2 separate regions of the Homo sapiens genome follow, and region 1 is linked to region 2. A link is a loop called in an ENCODE intact Hi-C map of the cell type or tissue named here. Cell type or tissue: pancreas. All regions are shown on one strand. Links, peaks and the distances in the headings refer to the core of each region. The heading gives the core; the rest is flanking DNA.

Region 1 (5,000 bases), core at 1-5,000, 500 kb after region 2:
CTGTCTGGGCAGCAGATGCAGGTGTGAATGCAGGAGAATTCAGTGCCACAGCGGGGTCTGGAGGAGAGCCCATGCCCAGGCCTGAGGGCAAGGTGCCAAATGAAATGAAGGTGGCAGCTGGAGAAGGGCCTCGGGCTGGAGGGGGAAGTGCTAGGAAAGCCAGGCTGCCAGGGGCTGGAGGTGGAGGCAACCAGAGGCCACTGATGCACTGCACCAGGCCACCACCTCTCACTCCCAACCTATCGCACCAGCCTCGGGGCTCAAACCGGTCCCTAGCCCCACCACCCACAAGCCTGGCCTCTGTGCTGTGGTAACAGCAATCATTCTAAAAGGCAAGTGTGATCGTATCACTGCCCACTCCAAAGCCTCCCAGGTCTAGCTGTCTTCAGGACAAAGGCCAAACAGTCCTCCCAGCATCACCTGAAACTCTACCAACTCGAGCCCTACCTCCCCTCAACTCCCGGCCACCTGCACCGCACTGGGCATCTGCCTGTGCTGGAAGGCCAGGCCCAGCTCAAAGGTCACCTCCTCGGGCAGCATCCCCTGCAAGCCTCACCATCCCACCTGACCCCAATGGAGCCATGGGAGTGGAGGGCACTGTGCAGGAGGAGTAGTGACAAATAAGGAACTTGGGGACAAGAACATTTAAAGGACAGCAGAGAGGCAGGAGCCCATAAGGGAGACTCAGTGATGAGCTGGGGAGGGAGGACAGACCCAGGAAAGTGGAAAACAGAAGGAGAAGGGTCTGGAAGCTACAAGAGGGGCTGTCTGGGGTGGGTGTTCGCTGGAAACATTTATCTCAGACATCTCAGGATTTAATCAAAATTCTAAGCCTATTTGGGCTTCCTAATTTACAAAAATTGAGCAATTACAAAGGACAGCTAACAAATGATGTTATATGTTAAAAAGACAGCATGTCTTCTGCTCTTGCTTGCAATCGCACATATTTATGACTTTCAAATGACATTACTCAGTTCCTAGTTTCATAGCATCTATAGCTGTACATCTAATGACAAATTTTTAGTAATTATCTGTGTCAAGCCATGAATACTATAATGATGAGCAGAACACATTAAATATTTATCTCGTACATTACCATTTCAAGGACTCTGCCTTGGAAAGAACTGGAAATTACTTTTGCAAAAGCATTCTGAGCACCCCTCCTTCGGGAAAGGAGAAAAACCACCAAAACACATCTGACTGCACGATGCTGTCTTTGTTTGCAGCCAGCACATGCTCAGGAAACATACAAAGTACCCAATGTCCTTCTTATTAAATAATAAAGGAATGATAGCCCACAGTGCATTTCTTTGGCTTGATGAAATAAATTCACCAACGTGCCTGCAAATCATTTAGCTTTTTTATGAGGAGGAGAAATGATAATTGCTTCAATTATAATTAGGGAACATTTGAGAACAAGAATCACGCCAGGACTTGGGTGATTATGTTTCCCAGCACTGCAAGCAGGGTTCCGGTTCAGATAAAAACAGAGTGAGCGAGGCAGGACAAAGCAAAATAAGTTAGCTCGAGCATGCTGAGGTCACAGAGGGGTCTCCTCCCTGCCCTGTGGAGGGTGATGTGAGGCCGGGTTGAGAATGTTTTTACCCAAACCAAAGGGCAGGATGCTCAGGTGGTGTGAAAGGACAGCCCTTTCACCCTGGCATTCGGGGTCCCCCACACTTCTAACACTTTTTTTTGAGAACAGAGTTTTGCTCTGTCGCCCAGGCTGGAGCGCAGTGGCGCGATCTCAGCTCACTGTAACCTCCACCTCCCGGGTTGAAGCAATTCTCCTGCCTCAGCCTCCTGAGTACCTGGGATTACAGGCGCGCGCCACCACGCCTGACTAATTTTTTTTGTATTTTTAGTAGTGACGGGGTTTCACCACGTTGGTCAGGCTGGTCTCAAACTCCTGACCTCGTCATCCGCCCACCTCAGCCTCCCAAAGTGCTGGGATTACAGGCGTTAGCCACCGAGCCCAGCCAACACTTTTGCGTAAGTGATGGTGCCAGGTGCTTACGACTACAGGAGGCGGTATACCACACCCACATGCTGTGCCAACCTGGGCAAGAAAAGCTCGCCCAGCACACTGCGAGCAAGTCTCAAAGCCCCCAAAGCAGGAAGCTTGAGCCTAGGACTCTGTCCATCTCCTTCAGGTAGGAGCCTTCTCTTCCCACATTCGCTATGCCCCACAGTGCTGGTTCTAATGTCTGCTGCATGTAAAGGAGGCAGCTCCCTGAAGACGTTAACAGGAGCATGGAACTTACCACTTCTTTCAACGCCAAACTCTTTCCCACTTAGAATATGGTGCAGGAGATTTTTCATATCGAAAGGGCTGAGGTTCATCAAACTTTCAGAAGCCTCTTCTCCTAAAAACAAATATCTTGTAAGTGTCCCAAACACAGGGCTGGTGGCGGGTAAAGGTAGGGTCAGGTGGACGTGGGTGGGGAGGGAGGTGATAGCAGATGCCATGGCAGGTCCCCCTGTTCAGGAGAACCTCACTATTGCTTTGGGGCTGAAATGCACTGTTCCGTGGGGATTCTAAATGCTGCCGTTTAAATCATGTATCTGCTTAATTCTTAGACACATGATGTTTCACAATGTATGATCCCCAACGTTGGATGTCTCATGATGGATTTTTATATTCAAATTGGTAGGGTTTCTCCCAGTGAAGGTGTTATAAAATGGGGGTGACATCTCATAGCAAGGGCATCCAGGAAGGAGCTTAGATGTCGGGTACAGGGCGGAAGATTCCACATCGCCTTTGAGGCTATAATGGTAAACATCACCAGAGCCCCATTCTCCCTGACTTATGAACTTCAGCTCTATGCCGCATGGATGGGAGTTCCATCTAAATGAGAGAAGCTGGTAAGGCCTGAGCTTGCCACAGGCTTGGATGCTGGGTTCGAGATAACCTAAGCAGTTCTTCCCCTGAGAGTGGAGGCCGTGGCCGGGTGGTTGGGGTGGGGTGCGGCGGGAGCTGCAGGAGCTGCGGGCATCTCACCTGAGCAGTTCAGGCTCCGTGCCAGCTCCGTGGCCATCACCTGAATGATCAGTCCAATCCGGAGTCTCAGCATCTCCACAAAGAGGCTGGGCTGCGCCCTGACATACATGGCCAGGTAAACCACAATCTCCTGAGGCAGACACACACGGAGATAGGGTTTCAGAGACAGGGTGAGTGGCTGAAGGGTCCCCTCCACTCTGAGGAAGGCTGTGGCCCGACCCCTCCCACACCAGCCCCAGACCTGCGTGAGGACGGCAATGCTGATGTCCTGCCCACTGGCCTCGTAGATGAGTTTTGTGAGCTCCTCTGGGGGAAGGGGCCTAGAAAGGAGCATTGTGTCACGAATGTGATGAGGTGTCTTGAGACAGTGCCTCCTCGCCCTCCATGGAACACCCTTATTTTCTGTGCTAGACGCATCCATGTGACAGAGTGTCTTTAAAAAGCCCCTCCTCCGAACACTGGGAAGCGCTGTTTTCCCCATGGCTCCCCCGCAAACCTGAGGTCCCCAAGGCTGAGGACTTACGCAGAGATGATCTTCTCCCGGGGCTCGGGCGGCAGGCCCACGGTGAGCTGCTTCTGGTGCGAAAGCAGGTCTGTGCAGGCCTGCGCAGTTAAGGGGAAGGGTGAGAGGCAGAGCGCGAGAGAGATACTGGCAAAGACGACAGACAGGCAGTGGGGAGGAGACACTGCCAATCAGATCGTACATTTACCTTTACAAACTTAGTGACCCATGTTGCCCTTGATCTGAAAAATTCATACCTAGACCCCAGACTAAGCAACCCAGACAGGGATGGGTGTCTGTGGTCTCTGTCTCCAATGTGTGGCCCCAAGCCTGGCTCCGAAGGGCCCGTCAGTGGGCGTTTAATGCCCATCCACTAGCAAACACATTGGACTCCCTGCTATTGAGTGAGACAGGGATGAGTCCGAAGATACCGATGGTAAGAGTTAATAACCATATTCAATTCCTAAGTTACCCGTTTCCCCATTATTCACATCTAATAAATGCCATCATCTTACCATCATGACACTGAACTCGAGTGTCTTAGAAAGCAGCTCTGGATTTTGCCTGGCCTTGGGGTTATAAATATTAATGATCACTGTACTGTGGATGTGTGAAAAAAAGAGAGCTCTAAGAGGCTGCCAGGCCACAGAGCACTTTCATTTGATTTCCTGGCGAGACTTTTTCCGTAGCCAAGAAAGAACAAAACCAATCCACTTGCATTTCCTTCCCTCTGCTCGCCTTCCTGGAGCAGCAGGCAGGCAGGAGAGAAGGGCCCGCTCCACCTGTGGGTTAAAGAATGGGGCTCCTTCACAAGTAAGAGGTATAACTGGGAGATTGGAAGTGGAAGAGGAAGGGGGCACGAGCTAGTGAGCACACATGGGCAGCCTGCACAGTCGCACTGACCTCAGCCAGGACCTCCACTTTCTTCCTGAGAAGGCCTGAGATGTAGCGAATCAGACCCCACTCCTGGTTCAAGCCGGCTTTCCCATAGAGCTCACCAAGAAGGTTTTGAACGGTGACCCCGTGCTGTCCAGAGAGATTTGTGTCCCAGCTGGGACCCCTGCCAAGAGGTAGAAAAACCCAGAAATATGGTCCAGAAAGTTTAGACTGGGAGAGGAATGGATCACTGTGCATTTTGCACAGCACTTGGGCTCTCCCAGTGCCCCTGAGTCTCACTGAGAGGGTTACGCCCGACCAAAGCTTCCCTATGTCCTTTGAAACAGAAGCCTAACATCAGGACGTGGTGGCCTCCTGGCCTCACATAGCCTTCTCATGCTGGGGGACCAGCATCAGTAGGCAGAGAAGGGGATGGAAGTCTCATTCCTGGTGATCCTGGGTAACTGGGGTGAATATAATCATGACCTGGGCTGGCTAGAAGGCCAAGAATACTACGGAAAAAATTAAGGAGAACTGAGAAAGCTTAGCCTAGTAAAGACCATAAACTTACTGCTACGGCTTGAATGTCTGTTTTCCCCCAATTCCTATGTTGAAATCTTA
Region 2 (11,061 bases), core at 3,312-8,311:
TGAGCATGTCTGCAATTAGGGCTCAGGATGGAGAACAGGTGGGAGCGGGCTGCTGTTAAGCCCAAAGCTTCTCCCCACCTGGGCCGTTCTGCTCGTGCCTCTGTCCACCAGGCAAAGAGCAGCCTCGAAGAGGACTTCAGAGTCCCGTGAGGAGCCTGGATCTTTCTTTGTAGAGCGTGGGCAGTCACAAAGCTTTTCTTAGCTAGGCAGTGACACGATCCAAGCTGTGATTTAGGCAGATTAGCTTGGCAACTCCGTATAGGATGGACTGAAGGGAAGAGAGAGCCAGAGACAGAAGAAAGTGTTCCCGGGCCAAGGCCATTGTCGGAAGATGGGTGGAGGTAATGGCCTGAACTAGGACCATGGCCTCGCGAATGAAAATAAGGGAAGCAATGAAAACAAACTGGGAAATTGTTGATAGGACTTGGCTACTGTTGCATCCAGAAGACTACGGAGAAATTAAAGAGGGCTCCAGGGCTCGGGAGAATTGTGGTGTTGTAACTGAGCTCAGGTCTGAGCCACTCGTCACCTGAAAGCCAAAAACTTAAGAGATGAGCTTTGTTGAAAGGAAAGTTAGTTTTATCTGAGAAGCCAGCAACCTGAGGCAGGCATTAAATTAGCGTTGAAAGACCAGCTTTCCTACTTGTGCCTCTGGATCAGGGGTTTTTAAGAGAAATTAGGGGAAATGATGATCAAAACATTCTTGCGGACCAGGCGCGGCAGCTCATGCCTGTAATCCCAGCATTCTGGGAGGCCAAGGCAGGTGGATCACCTGAGGTCAGGAGTTCGAGACCAGCCTAGCCAACATAGTGAAACCCCATCTCTATTAAAAATACAAAAATTAGCCGGGTGTGGTGGCACGTGCTTGTAATCCCAGCTACTCGGGAGGCTGAGGCTAGAGAATCACTTGAACCCAAGAGGCGGATGTTGCAGTGAGCCAAGATCGCACCACTGCACTCCAGCCTGGGTGACGGAAACTCTGTCTCAAAAACGAACGAACAAAAATTCTTGCGAAACATGCATGGCCTCTGACAGGCAGTTAATAATTGCTTTCTTGGTCAACTTTCTGTGGTCTTCTGCAGGCACCATCAGCATATTCTTATCAGGCCAGTCAGCCCGTTCCCAGAGTTGTTGGTCTGCGTGTTTTCTTTCATCTTCGTTGAAAGCCCTAGTTTCCCGAGGCTGTTTCTAGTAAATAATCTACAAACTCAAGCAAAGCAATAATTATATTCAAGCAAGCAAACTTTTTTTTTTTAGATGGAGTTTCACTGTTTCACCCAGGCTGGAGTGAAGTGGCGCAATCTTGGCTCACTGCAACGTCCGCCCTCGCCTGGGTTCAAGCGATTCTCCTGCCTCAACCTCCTGAGTGGCTGGAATTATAGGCGCCTGCAACCATGCCCGGCTAATTTTTATATTTTTAGTAGAGACGGGGTTTTGCCTTGTTGGCCAGGCTGGTCTCGAGCTCCTGACCTCAGGTGATCCACCCACCTCGCCTCCCAAAGTGTTAGGATTACAGGCGTGAGCCACTGCATCCAGCCAAGCAAACTTGTTTCTTTTTTTTTTCTCTCCTCTTCAAGCAAACTTTTTTCTAACATAGAGTCAGTACTGTTACAGTGGCCTAAAGGACAATAAGGGACGTTGAGAGAGGCAGGCAGCTTTGGAAAGATTAGAAAAAGTTCATTGGTATAAATGTCAAGCCTGGCGGGGTTCAATGGCTCACACCTGTAATCCCAGCACTTTGAAAGGCTGAGGTGGGAGGATTGCTTGAGTCCATGAGTTTGAGACAAGCCTGGGCAACATAGCGAGACCACATCTCTACCAAAAATTAAAAAAACAGCCAGGCATGTTGGTGCACACCTCTGGTCCCAGCTACATGGGAGGCTGAGGTGGGAAAATAGCTTGATCTTTGGGAGATATTATATATTAAGAATATATAAGATTAGGTTTGAGTATTAGTGAAGAATGCACTGAGCTGGTAACTAGGTGATCACGACTGAAAGGGAGTCAGGATCATGCATGCATGGGTTTGGGTAAAGTGGCGGATTTTGAAAATCAGACAATAAAAAGCTACATTGGGGTTCTGAGAGAGAGAAGCTTGAGCAGATGAAAGTTAAGGCACTGGCGAACGCAGTGGCTCATGCCTGTAATCCCAGCACTTTGGGAGGCCGAGGTGGGCGGATCACTTGAGGTCAAGAGTTCAAGACCAGCCTGGCCAACATGGTGAAACCCCATCTCTACTAAAAATACAAAAAAAATTAGCTGGGCATGGTGGCGCATGCCTGTAATCCCAGCTACTCGGGAGGCTGAGGCAGGAGAATCGCTTGAACCTGGGAGGCGGAGGTTGCAGTGAGCCGAGATCACACCACTGCATTCCAGCCTGGGCAACAGAGCGAGACTCCATCTCAAAAAAAAAAAAAAAAGTCCAGGCACTGGCATTCCAAGCCTGGCAGCTGGGAATAGAGTGTGGCATGTGATGAGCTATTCAGGCTTCACCTGGGCTGGTGCGTGGCTATCATTGGTGTCAGTGGCCTGCAACAGAGCCAGAACAGTGCAGAAATGGTGGTGTTAGGTGATGTGTTCACATGGATATTGAACTCACAAGGGCCTGCCTGTGAATCACCATGTGCGGACTTTATAATATCAGCTGACACTTACTTACGGTGTGCCAGGCACCATTCTAAATCCTTCACATGTGTTAAACCACTCAATTCTCTCAACAAGCCCAAGAGGTAAGTGTGATTAGTATTCCCCATTTTGTAGATGGGTAAACTGAGGAAGGCAGCACTTAAGTAAGTTGCCCAAGGTCACACAGCTGGGAAGCGGATGAGCCAGAATTTGAATGTAAGCGGTCCGGTGCCAGAGTCCATGCTCTTAACCACTGTACTGCCTTTATACAAGCAGATGCCTGAGTCCAACCAGGATGATGGTCCTGGATCCTTCTCATTTGTCCCTGTCCTGTTTTTTTGTCTGAGTTTGGTCTCCCTCTGTGTGTTAACTCTTAGCTTTGCAAAAAAATATTGATCTTGTCTCCGGCCTTTGGAACACATGTTTGTATTTGGTCTTTCCAGTGGAGTCTCAGGTGGCCTCTGACTAGATTTGTCTCTCTGGGTCATCATAACCCACATTGCTCCAACCAGCATCCTGGGTCCGACTGCAGACACTCTTACTCTGAAACCGGCTTGCTCTCCTTTGATTCCAGCCTCCCAAGGCCCTATCCTTGACCTCCCATCTCTGGGGTTAGCTGGGTCGAGTAAACCCCCAGTGGGGAGGCCCAAGTGCATAGCAGCTCAGGGATCAGACCCTTGCCCCACCATGACCCCCTCTGATGGCTGATACAGGGAAGATTTGGAGACCTGGGGACTTGCTGTCCTGGCAGACACAGGTTTCAGCTGAGGCCAGGGGATGGAGGTAGGGAGACAGCAAGAAATTCGGTTTAGAATGCAGGGGAACTGGCCTCATCAGGCACCATAGGATGGCCTCAGGGATGAGGGGAGGGGGCAGGCTAAGTGAAGTGGGGTCAGGAATGAAAGCACAAGTGGTGACAGTGGGAAGGAAAAGCCGAGCCAGAGAGCCCCATTGCTAAGGAAAGCTGCGGTGATCGCGAGAGCCCTCTGCCCGCTGGAGTCCTGCTTGGGTGTGAGAGGGACCTGGGGTTCACTGTTCAGTCGCTTCTGCTGGACACAAGCCTTTTAGTCTCTCAAACAGAGGTTGTAACTCTTGTGAGTCCTGGCCTCTGAAAATCTGGTGAAAAACATGGACCATCCCCTAAGACAGTCGTAGGAGTGCACACAACCAATCCACATTCTGCATGTAATGTGGGTGAGCCATAGCTCCCTCTGGAAATAAACCCTGGATCTCAGGGTAAGAATTCCTGCTCTAGAACTTTTAACATCACCCCCATTCTTTTTTTGTTTTGTTTTGTTTGTTTTTGAGACAGAGTGTCACTCTGTCGCCCATACTGGAGTGCGGTGGTGCGATTTCCGCTCACTGCAACCTCTGCCTCCCGGGTTCAAGTGATTCTCTTGCCTCAGCCTCCCTAGTAGCTGCGATTACAGGTGCGCACCACCACGCCTGGCTAATTTTTGTATTCTTAGTAGAGACAGGGTTTTGCCATGTTGGCCAGGCTGGTCTTGAACTCCTGGCCTCCAGTGATCCACCCACCTCAGCCTCCCAAAGTGCTGGGATTACAGCCATGAGCCACCACACCCAGCCTCAGGTAGTTCTTTATAGCAACGCAAGAACAGACTAATACACAAAGTGATGCATCTACAAGCCAAGTAATGCCAAGGATTGCCAGCAAACCACCAGAAGCTGAGGAAGAGGCTCTCACAGCCCTCAGAAGGAGCCAACCCTGCGGACACCTTGTTCTCACACTTCTGGCCTCCAGAACTTCGAGATAATAAATGTCTGTTATTAAACTGCCCAGATTGTGGCACTTTGTTGCAACAGACTGAGCAGATGAATACAGTGGAGGAGCGCCTGTGGTTCTTGTTTGGGCACAGAGCTGTGAGTGCATACACTGGCTACTGCATCATACGAGGAAATGGAGAGAAGGCAGGAGGGAGGGAACATGAAGTACACTGAGGCCCAGGTCTAGAGGCCAGCTGGTTGTGGGCTAAAGGCGGCAGCAGACAGATTTGCTTGGTTTTAGGATTGAGCAGGTGTCAGAGCTGGGAAGTGCTGAGAAATGAGGTCACAGAGTGAAACAGGCAACAGCTCAAAGAAAATCAGATGAGGGCGGGGTGTGGTGGCTCACACCTGTAATCCCAGTACTTTGGGAGGCCGAGATGGGGTGGATCACTTGAGCTCAGGAATTTGAGACCAGCCTGGGCAACATGGTGAAACCCCGTCTCTACTAAAAGCATAAAAAGTAGCCAGGTATAGGTGGCTCATGCCTGTAATCCCAGCTACTAGGGAGGCTGAGGCACAAGAATTGCTGGAACCCAGGAGGCGGAGATTACAGTGAGTCAAGATTGCACCACTACACTCCAGCCTGGGTGACAGAGCGAGACCCTGTTTCAAGGAAAAGAAAAGAAAATCAGATGAGGTTTAGGTGGATTTGGTCATGGAAAGAAAGGCCTTGGGGCGAGGGAGGCTTGGATGCCACGAGTAATCTCTTCAGCCCTCACCTCCGTACAAACAACTTTAAATCAATATACAATCGCTTGAACCTGGGAGGCAGAGGTTGCAGTGAGCCGAGATTGTGCCACTGCACTCCAGCCTAGGGGACAGAGCAAGACTCTGTCTCAAAAAAAAAAGTAAATAAATATACAATTTAATTAAAAAGTGTGTTGATGTAAACATACAATCTTTAGGAGAGGTTGCATAGACCAAGCTGTTGTCCTAAGCCCCCTGTATTAGTCTGCTAGGGCTGCATAACAAAATACCACTGAGTGGGTGGCTTAAACAGTAGAAATTTATTCTCTCACGGTTCTCAGGGCTGGAAGTCCAAGATCAGTGTATCAGCAGGTTTAGTTTCTCTTGAGGCCTCTCTCCATGGTTTGTAGATGGCCACCTTCTTGCTGTGTCCTCACATGGCCTTTTCTCTATGGATGTGAACCCCTGCTACCTCCTCCTCTTCTTATAAGGACATCAGTCATATTGGATTAAGACCCTACCCTAAGTGCCTCATTTTTTCTTAGTTACCTATTTAAGGGCCCAATCTTCAAGTATAGTTACACTGAGGATTGAAGCTTCAGTATATTAATTTTGAGGCTGGGTGAAGTGGCTCACACTTGTAATCTGCAGCACTTTGGGAGGCCAAGGCAGGAGGACCGCTTGAGGCCAGGAGTTCAAGACCAGCCTGGGCAATAGAGTAAGAGCTTGTCTCTACAAAAATTAAAAGAAAAATTAGCTGAGCGTGGTGGCACACACTTGTAGTCCCAGATACTCGGGAGGCTGAGGTGGGAGGATCCCTTCAGCCTCAGAGGCAGAGGTTGCAGTGAGCCAAGATCATACAAATGTACTCCAGCCTGGGTGACAGAGCAAGGCCCTGTCTCAAGACACAATTCAGGGCCAGGTGTGGTGGCTCACGCCTGTAATCCCAGCACTTTGGGAGACCGAGGCAGGCAGATCACTTGAGCTCAGGAGTTTGAGACCAGCTTGGCCAACATTGTGAAACCCGGTCTCTACTAAAAAAATAAATAAATAATAGCCAACCATGGTGGCGTGTGCCTGTAATCCCAGCTACTCGGGAAGCTGAGGCACGAGAATCGCTTGAACCCGGGAGATGGAGGTTGCAGTGAGCCAAGATCAGGCCACTGCACTCCAGCCTGGACAACAGAGCGAGACTCCATCTCAAAAACAAACAAACAAACAAAAAAACCACAATGCAGTCCATAACACCCCTCTTATGAAAAATTCTGGGCCCATCTTTGTAAGGAAGAGAAAGAGCTGAAGAATTGCAAGGAGCATAACTTGTTTACTAAGGTAGCTTTGGAAAGGAGAGCAAGAGAGGCTAGCAGGGTGTATTAGTCAGGGTTCTCTAGAGGGATATAACTAATAAGATAGATGTATATGTAAAGAGGAGTTGGCCAGGCGTGGTGGCTCACGCCTATAATCCCAGCACTTTGGGAGGCCGAGGTGGGCAGATCATCTGAGGTCAGGAGTTCGAGACCAGCCTGGCCAACATGGTGAAACCCCGTCTCCACTAAAAATACAAAAAATTAGCTGGACGTGGTGGTGCATGCCTGTAATCCCAGCTACTTGGGAGGTTGAGGACAGAGAATTACTTGAACCCAGGAGGCAGAGGTTGCAGTGAGCCGAGATCACGCCACTGCACTCCAGCCTGGGTGACAGAGCGAGACTCCGTCTCAAAATAAATAAATAAATAATAAAGAGGAGTTTATTAAGGAGTATTGACTCACATGATCGCAAGGTGAGGTCCCACAATAAGTTGTCCACAAGCTGAGGGGCAAGGAAGCCACTCTGGGTCCCAAAGCTGAAGAACTTGGAGTCCAATGTTCAAGGGCAGGAAGCATCCAGCACAGGAGAAAGATGGAGGCCGGAAGACTAAACCAATCTAATATTTCCAAGTTCTTTTGCTGCTTTTATTCTGGCCGAGATGGCAGCTGATTAGATGGTGCCCACCCAGACTGAGGGTAGGTCTGCCTTTCCCAGTCCACTGACTCAAATGTTAATCTCCTTTGGCAACACCCTCACAGACACACTCAGGATCAATACTTTGCATCCTTCAATCCAATCAAGTTGACAGTATTAACCATCACACAGGGAGAAGAGAAGGTTGAACTAGGTGGAACAGTCAAAAAGGGAGAACTCATGTAGGTTAGTAGGTTATTTATTTAGGGTAATTTTTTTTAAATGGTCAGTGGAGACTGAGGGATTGAAAAATTCATGCCATTTGTGGGGTCGGAAAGCTATTGCAATGAGAGGAAAGGGAAAACTGGATTATATGAAGTATTGTGGGAGCTGCAAATTGATGAAGTGTGGTTGCTCTTTTTTTTTTTTTCTTTTTGGGGCAGGGTCTCACTCTGTCACTGAGGCTGGAGTGCAGTAGCATAATCTTGGCTCACTGCAACCTCCGCCTCCCGGACCCAAGTGATCCACCCATCTCAGCCTCCACAGGTTCGAGCCACCACGCCCAGCTGATTTTTGTATTTTTTATGGAGACAGGATCTCACCATGTTGGCCAGGCTGGTCTCAAACTCCTGAGCTTGAGCGATCCTCCTGCCTCGACCTCCCAAAGTGCTGGGATTACAGGCGTGAGCCACCGCACCCGGCCTGTAGTTGCTTTTGGAGGTCGGGCTGTGCTGCTTGAATGACTCTCAGCACGTAGAATGGATTATGGGGGGGTGCTGATTTCTATGTGGGTTACAAAAGAAGCAAAATGCACAGAACTGGGAAGAGGATGTGAGTCAGGGTCCTGCTCATGATTTACACATTTTTATAACTTGGGAGTCTGGGAATCTGAGAAACAGATACCAGTGCAACTGGATGCTTTCAACAGGACAAAATACAGAGCAAAAAAAAAGTGAATAGATTAAGCATTAAGTGTAGACAGAGGATTTCCCAGATGGTGTCAATTTGGCACCATTGTTCCCTCAAATTGTTTGACTCTGACTAATTCTTTCCCCCAATTTGACATTTTGAAAGAAACCTCTTGGAACCATATTTCATATGGAACAGAGGCAGAGAAACATTTCGGTTGCTGAGTAAATATAGGCCTGGTTGCGTTCATTTCAGTGGCAGTCACATTATGGTAATAAAACCTGATACTTTTGGAGCTCTAACTAATCTAAGGAAGGTACGATTATGAGGAAATCAAGACTTAAAGAGGTGAATGTGCTTGTTCAGGGTCACCCTGCCGGTGAGCAGCAGAACTCGTAGTAAAGTTGAGGGTAGATGGTACTGCAGGGCGGGCCTGCACACGGGTTTCCCTCATTGTATGTTGTCTCAGCCTATAAAATCTGCTGTATCTTAGTGAATGAAGGAAGGAATTTAATACCTGTTCTCTGAATCTCATATTTTTAGAAAATTGTAAAGATTAGGGCTGGGCATGGTCGCTCACACCTGTAATCCCAGCACTTTGGGAGGCTGAGGCAACCGGATCACTTGAGCCCAGGAAATATTCCTGTTCCTGGAAAAACCACTAGACATTTAGTCTCTTTTAGAAGAATAGTCAGACTTTGGCTTTCCCTGTATTTTGTCTTAAGAGTTATAAGGGTTTCTGGCCAGGCATGGTGGCTCACGCCTGTAATCCAAGCACTTTGGGAGGCCAAGGCAGGTGGATCACTTGAGGTCAGGAGTTCAAGACCAGCCTGGCCAACATGGTGAGACCCCCCCATCTCTACTAAAAATACAAAAATTAGCTGGGCGTGGTGGCAGGTGCCTTTAATCTCAGCTACTCAGGAGGTTGAGGCAGGAGAATTGCTTGAACCTGGGAGGCGGAGGTTGCACTGAGCCAAGATCGTGCCACTGCACTCCAGCCTGGGCGACAGAGTGAGACATCATCTCAATAAATAAATAAATAAATAAATAAAAATGTAAAAATAAAAACAAAAATACAAAAAGTAGACAGGTGTGGTGGCACACGCCTATAGTCCCAGCTACCAGGGTGGCTGAGGCTGGAGAATCACTTGAACCTGGAAGGCAGAGGTTGCACTGAGCCGAGATCGAGCCACTGCACTCCAGCATGGGTGACAGAGCAAGACTGTTTCAAAAAAAAAAAAAAAGTTATAAGGGTTCCTTCTGGTGATTAGTTGAATGAAGTCTGGGGCCACTGGGTAGGCAGGTGATTAGAAATGGGCACATCACTGTAACCATATGTCTCCAGGAAGAAGAATTGAGTGGCACAGAAGGGTCACTAGTCCCAAAATATCAGCACGAGATGAAATTGTTTTAGGGAAGGTGTAGGTTAGGAAGGCTTTTCCATTTACAGATTCGTCTGAGAGTAGTGACACTTTAGACATCATCCTCGCCAGGGCTGTCTGGTAATAACAAAGCTTTTTGGGTTAGTGGCAAAGTTAGCTCTCTGTGCTGATATCTTGCTAAATTATAAAATGCCCTTCAACTCCTCATTCCTCCTATCATGGTCCTCTTTCTCTATTGAAGATGAGATTAATTTTTAGTGAAAAAATAAAATATGAACTGAGACTTGTCACGGGTTGGGTTCTGCAGGAAGCAGACTCCGAGACGGACACAGGATGTTTATTAGGAAGTGCTCTTGGGTGAAGCTCTGTGGAAGGGAGGGGAGAGAAGCAGGAGTGGGTGACTTCTGGAGCTTCATCCTGGGTTCGGGCCAGATGGCCAGGCCTTTGTAACCTTGTATCTATCAGCCATCAGATGCAGGCCACCTGGATCAGGTGGCTGTACAGCTGAGATAACTCCTAAATGAGCCAGCATTCCCAGTTGCTAGGACAAGCCTTTCATCCAAGAGGACTTGGGCTGGTGCACCAAGGTATCCACCACGACACTCAAAGTGGATGATACATATGAATTGATAGCGTAAAAACAAAAAGCACACCTGCTTAAATTGATATTCCCACCTGCACGGATTCATTCTGCAGGAAGAGCAACAGCCTGCAATACATGGGCCAACAAGTTCATGTGCCTGTTGCTGAATATGGGGTCTGGACTGCGACCAAGACCTTTTCATTTATACCATGGCAGCCTCCAGCAGACATGCCATGGAAATAAAGAAAAAGAAAACTCTGCCTCACTGCAATATTTATTCATTTTTTCGAGACAGGGTCTCACTCTGTTGCCCAGGATGGAGCATAGTGATGCTGTCACAGCTCACTGCAGCCTTGAACTCCTGGGCTCAAGCGATCCTCTTGCCTCAGCCTCCCAAGTAACTGGGACCACAGGGGCACACAACCACACCTGGCTAAATTATAAACATTTTTTGTAGAGGCAGGGTCTCACTATGTTGCCCAGGCTGGAGTGTAGTGGCATGATCATGGCTCATCATAGCCGCGACCTTCCAGGCTCAAGCAATCCTCCCACCACAGCCTCACGAGTATCTGGGACCATGGGCATGCACCACCATGCCCAGCTAATTTAAAAAATATTTTTGCAGAGATAGGGTCTCCCTATATTGCCCAGGCTGGTCTTGACTCAAGTGATCCATCCACCTTGGCCCCCCAAAATGCTGGGATTACAGGTGTGAGCCACTGCTCCTGGCCCTGAATACTTTTTTTTTTTCTTCTTTTTGTGATGGAGTCTCACTCTGTCACCCAGGCTGGAGTGCAGTGGCACAATCTTGGCTCACTGCAACCTTCACCTCCCAGGTTCAATTCTCCCGCCTCAGCCTCCTGAGTAGCTGGGATTACAGGCACACACCACCATGCTGGGCTAATTTTTGTGTTTTTAGTAGATTTGGGGTTTTACCATGTTGTCCAGGCTGGTCTCGAACTCCTGGCCTCAGGTGATCCGCCCGCCTCGGCCTCCCAAAGTGCTGGGATTACAGGCATGAGCCACCGTGCCAAACCTTGAATACTTTTTTTCTTTTCTTTTTTTTTTTTTTTGAGACAGAGTCTTGCCCTGTCACCCAGGCTGGAGTGCAATGGCACACTGCAACCTCTGCCTCCCAGGTTCAAGTGA

Evidence for each region. A loop is a pair of places that touch in the nucleus more often than their neighbours do. Peaks named below come from ENCODE experiments on the same cell type or tissue, not always from the same donor. Only the 100,000 strongest peaks of a DNase experiment are listed, where the experiment ranks them.
Region 1: it touches region 2 in a loop (4-fold over the local background); 72 of 110 quality-filtered maps call a loop at or near these places.

The regions. Positions count from the first base shown.
Region 1 is chrX:18,903,494-18,908,493 of GRCh38, forward strand. PHKA2 (phosphorylase kinase regulatory subunit alpha 2) reads right to left here. Exons shown (of 33, transcript NM_000292.3): 22 at 4,407-4,563; 23 at 3,525-3,604; 24 at 3,243-3,321; 25 at 3,002-3,131; 26 at 2,265-2,366. Among named protein-coding and RNA genes, the nearest start is that of PHKA2-AS1, 16 kb to the left of the region's middle. In pancreas, for the core only: no CTCF peak of the experiment used is centred there; a DNase peak (open chromatin) is centred at 3,004.
Region 2 is chrX:18,398,733-18,409,793 of GRCh38, forward strand. No RefSeq gene overlaps it. Among named protein-coding and RNA genes, the nearest start is that of CDKL5, 21 kb to the right of the region's middle. In pancreas, for the core only: no CTCF peak of the experiment used is centred there; no DNase peak of the experiment used is centred there.